Linked DNA regions of Homo sapiens: region 2 is linked to region 1. A link is a loop called in an ENCODE intact Hi-C map of the cell type or tissue named here. Cell type or tissue: OCI-LY7. All regions are shown on one strand.

Evidence for each region. Hi-C counts contacts between places; a loop is a spot of excess contacts. Peaks named below come from ENCODE experiments on the same cell type or tissue, not always from the same donor. Only the 100,000 strongest peaks of a DNase experiment are listed, where the experiment ranks them.
Region 2: it touches region 1 in a loop (11-fold over the local background); 8 of 110 quality-filtered maps call a loop at or near these places.

What each region holds. Positions count from the first base shown.
Region 1 is chr17:15,256,204-15,258,703 of GRCh38, reverse strand. All of the region lies in intron 3 of PMP22 (peripheral myelin protein 22), which reads left to right. Among named protein-coding and RNA genes, the nearest start is that of MIR4731, 5.8 kb to the right of the region's middle. In OCI-LY7, CTCF peaks have their summits at 982 and 1,194 (motif pointing left); a DNase peak (open chromatin) is centred at 1,173.
Region 2 is chr17:15,525,463-15,527,962 of GRCh38, reverse strand. The region is part of intron 4 of TVP23C-CDRT4 (TVP23C-CDRT4 readthrough); the gene reads left to right. It also overlaps a transcript of TVP23C not described here. Among named protein-coding and RNA genes, the nearest start is that of TVP23C, 37 kb to the left of the region's middle. In OCI-LY7, CTCF peaks have their summits at 1,054 and 1,253 (motif pointing right); a DNase peak (open chromatin) is centred at 1,262.

The DNA of each region.
Region 1 (2,500 bases):
ATGTCCTGCCCCTTTCTGCTGCAGTGACAGTGGGGCTAGCTCACTGCACCGTCAGTTACATGGACACAAGACTGGCTGCCTTTCCAGGTCTTGGGCCTCAGTGATGCCACCTAGCATCAAAACCTTTGAATGTTTCCTTGTTGCAAGATGGGGACTTGAAGCTATTTGCAAAACCCTAAGCTAAGCCTTGGGGTCCTTAATCCAGAAGATCGTATTTCTCCTCTGTCCTCAGCATCTTTGCTTGTGAGATATGGAAGCCAGGCTTCATGAGGGTCAAATTAAGGGATAATTGGCAGCAGAAGCACCAACTAGGTACCCAAGGCACCCAGAGGGAAAGGAACACCCAGCCAGGAGCCCTGTGTGTTTGGATGCAGACAGGTGGAGGTAAACAGGATGAGCTGTTTTGGTGGCTGGGTAGGCCATAGCGATTGATGTTAAGAGCCCGTGGACCTGGATCCACATGATCTTTTGTTCCAGAAGATGTGTCCTCAGGCTGGAAGGACCTAGAGATACAGCAGAGCTTTCCTAACATCCTGGGTTTAAAAGGCCACGGAAATACAGCTTTAAATGTTGCTGGAGCTACTCATAGATCCAGTATATATGTTCAAGATGCTACACCAGACGAGAGAAACCAGTTTAGATCCAGTTCAGTAAAACAGGCAGTGAAGTGGCCTTTGGTCCTGGCTTTGCATAATCCAGTTGCTTTGCTGGACTTTCCCTCTTACAGCTCAGTACCCAGTAATACCCAAGCATGTCCCCAGCTGAAGCATTATAAACCAAATTCCTTGAACCACAGTACAAATAGAAACTGCTAAAATAATAATTTGGTAATTTACATGGAGAAGATACGCAAGGAGTAGAAAACCCTGCTTTATGTTTTTACCTTCTGGGTTGGGGAGGGAGCAGAGAAAAGGTCCCAGTCCTATTGGAGTGAGAACAGTGCTTAATCTTGTCTCTGAGTGTGTGAAAGGCATTGAATTAAAGCCATCCCAGAAATTACGTGGTGGGTTTGCATGGTGAGTTGGCAACTGAGTAAATGAAATACTCATGAGTGCCTGAGAATGTGACCGTAGCACTGCTTGTCCCCAAAGCCACAGCATCCGGTTTCTCCCCCTTTAGGGTCTGGCTGAAGTTCCCGGAGCACTCCGGATGGGAGTCTCCGTACTCGCTACTGACACCTGGTGGTTACAAGTAGTGACTCAGCCCGAAAAGGGCAGGCTTTGGTGCTCACAGGCGCCATCCCCAAGTGGCATCTGGCCACGCGGCTTGGCACAGAATCCTGGACTCTTGGGCCCGGAAGGGGGCAGTTTTGGCAGGCGTGTTAAAACCCGGCGAAGTTTCAGCAGAAACGAGGCGGCAGAGGAGTTGCTAAGTTGTGCTTAAACCATCTGCAGGAAAGAAAGCAATATTGACCTGTAGCATGTTACAGATTGACATTTGGTGTCTTCTGCCGTTGGAAATAGCTGTCAGTTGGTGCTAGAAGCAGATCTCAAAGAGGCACTAGGGTTATTTTAATCAGGAAACTTCTTATCTCTCAACTTGTTCCTTCTGTGCCAAGCTCATGTTCTTGAGTTCATTTACAATGCCTCCTTAGTGTGGGTTTCAAATCTGCCTCGTTGCTTTCCGTGAGGACCCCAGAGTGTCTGTTTTCCACATCTCCCTTCTCAGCTCTCACAATCAGGGCATTTTGAAAACATCTGGACACTGCACCTGAACATGCTGGGTTTGTTTTCACGCCACTCAGGCTTAATCTAAATTTGAAATTTCCATTTACACTTCCCCAGTAGTGGTTATCTCTGCCGCTATCTTCCCCAACGTGGCAGCACTTGCTACGACTTCAGCCTTAAGTGGCGAATCCTCCAGGGCCTCTTTGATTGAGTTTAACAATTGTGGCTGCAGACAATAAGCTGAAAAAAATGTGTACTTTTTAAAACATTATACTGTCTTTACAAATGAACTATGCTCATTGCGAACCATTTAACTTGTCTGTATTTGCTCTTAGAAAGTATATTTGAAAAAAAATACTTGTTAAGTAATCAAAAGTAATTTGTTATTGACATCGATTTGTGAAGAATATGTTGCAAGTGTGAAAAAATAAATAGTGGTGCAATCTCGGCTGACTACAACCTCCACCTCCTGGGTTCAAGCGATTTTCCTGCCTCAGCCTCCCGAGTAGCTGGGATTATAGGCGCCCAACACCACGCCTGGCTAATTTTTGTATTTTTAGTAGAGAGGGGTTTCATCATGTTGGGCAGGCTGGTCTCGAACTCCTGACCTCAGGAGATCCACCCACCTCACCTCCCAAAGTGCTGGGATTAGAGGTGTGAGCCACTGCGCCATGTGACTTGGTATTTTTTTCTGAAAGGACTCATTTTTCTGGTGCATGACCATGACACTTCACCTCTCTCTGGGGGTTGCCACTCATGTTGTTTTCTACATGAATGGGGCCTCCTGGCATCGTGCCATGAGGCAGTCTAACATCTAGGTTGTGTAGTTTGAA
Region 2 (2,500 bases), 270 kb before region 1:
GAATGCTTTTGTAAAGCGATTGGTTATCCCAATAGAATATACATCACTTTACACCTATTTTTTGTGTGAACATTCTGTTATGTAAGCATTCGAGCATTGTTTTTTCTCCAAAAAGTGCTTTCCACGAATTGTTTCATCCTCGTGACATTCTTAGAATGCAGAAGCTGTTGTATTTAGTAAACTGTAATCATTAAGAACTTGTATTTGATTCAGGCAGATCTGAGTTGTGGATCCAGTTCAATATCCTTTTTTAGATTTTGAGAAAGTCACTTATCCCATTTTTACAGATGAAGCAGCAGGCTGAGAGTCATAAGCACAAGTAAATACTTACCCTCTTGAGGTGGAAGGAGCTTGTGAGGATTAAATGAGATAACTCATGTAAAATGTTCAGTATAGTCCCAAGCCCACAGTAAGCACTCGATAATGGTAACTTGCTCAGATGGAAAACCGAATTGCTAAGCTAAAGTTGCAGCAGTCAGGAGAGCTAACCCCTAGTTAAGTGGCTCCTCTTTTAATTTAGATTCTCATCTAGTATATGGCATGGATAATCCAAATGCAGCAAAACAGTCAATTATAGGAAAGAATGCTGATTTCATTTTATTTTTTATTTTGTTTAGAACAAGTTAAAGATGATAGAAGTAAAACTTTAAACAAAATAAATGTAACAGAGCAAAGAATGATTCATGGGAATTGGGCTTTGCTCTGAAACATGGGCAGTGAGTATTTACAGGCAGAAAAAGGCTGAAGAATGCAGAAACAAAGAACACAAAGTGGATTGGTTTTTTCAAAGTTACTTTCCTTGTGAAGGTTAAAGTAGGGGGACTTCCTTATCAGGCAGGCTAAAACTGGCTGTTCGGAGATGTGGCTATTATCTCCCTCTCGCTCCTGATTTCTTGGAAGGTCAGATAACAATGTAGTTTTGGCTTGGTGGCCTGGAACTTTACCGTGAGTAACTCCATTTTGGTTTGGTCTACTGGGGCCTAGTGCAGGAACTTACTTCAAACCAATGACCTCCTATAAATTTTATTTAACAGAGATCATAAGTTTATGAGCCGGTAACTTACTATAGCATTCATTTCTAATTTATAGTTAAAACACATCCTGTTATTTATTTTTTTCACATAATTGTTGAAATCCAACACAGCTACGAATGAGTCTTAATGTTTTTTAAACATTTCTTCTAGGATGTTGCCTTTCTCCCCAAGCCCCAGTTCTCTCTTGCTTGTAGCTTGCACTTGGTCCTCTAGATGGCAATATACTAACATATGATGTAAATGAAACCAACGCATACTGGAGCAGCCAATTTACTTGGTTTAGTAAGAAATGATGGTTTTCCTACAAGTGGTGAGTTAGGACTAAATCCATGCATCTTATTGTGAAATTAGTCAAAATCAGTGCCAGGGAATGAATAGATGCTGAATAAATAAGTACAATATAATACCCACAATGTACCAGAGATCAAGCAAGACAGGTACTGTAGACACAGTCAGACATAAGAAGAACTATGAGTGCTATGTGTCTGGCTTCCTGATCTCGGCAAACCCTGCCATTTAACAAGTGAGGAAACTGAGGATTGGGGGATCAGTAGCTTTCCTGGGGTCATATAACTAGAGAGAGGTGAAGCCAGGACTTGTCAATGGTGAGGCTTCGATGATGAGCTTGAATTTAAGATATGTCAGATTTGAAGCCAATGGAGCATATCAAATTAGCAAAGTGCAGTGGAAACCTGGAACTCAACCTCAGGATTAGGCCAAAGGTATACATTTAAGAGGCATCTCTGTAGAGCAGAGTTGAAGCTGTAACAATGTAGGAGTGGTCTACAGCAACTGTGTCTGTTAAAGAGCTGATAACTGAAGTGTAATTCCCAAAGACCAAGGTGATATGGCAGCGGGTAAAGGGCATACGCAGTGCAGACAAACATGAGTTTAAATCCTGGCTTCATACTTACTTGCTGTGTTGGTCATGGGCATTTAACTTCTTAAATATCATGAGATACTTAATCTCTTTGACTCTTTGCAATGACCGTGTGAGGGAGATACTACCACCATTTTACAGATGAGGAAACTGAGGGTTAGAGAATGTAGGAGTTGACCCAAGGTCATGGTGCATCTAGTACATGATGGATCCAAGGTTCCTATCTGGACAGTCTGCCTTAGGCTTACAGTGCTAAGCACCACATGCAGTTTCCCCAATCATACACCTTAGGACACCACCTTTGTATGTGGGTCTCGTGCCAGAGATGAACGTGGGCGCATGCACACGCGTGCATGCACACACACATGCACACACACACACACGGAGAGAGATTTATTTCAAGGAGTTGGCTTACACAGTTGTGGGAACTGACAAATCCAAATTCTGTAGGGCAGGCCAGCAGGCTGGAACTCTCAAGCAGGAGCTGATGTTGCAATCTTGAGGTCAACTTTCTACTTCCTCAGGAAAATCTTAGTTTTGTTCATAAGGCCTTTAACTGACTGGCTGAGACATTCCCACACAGTAA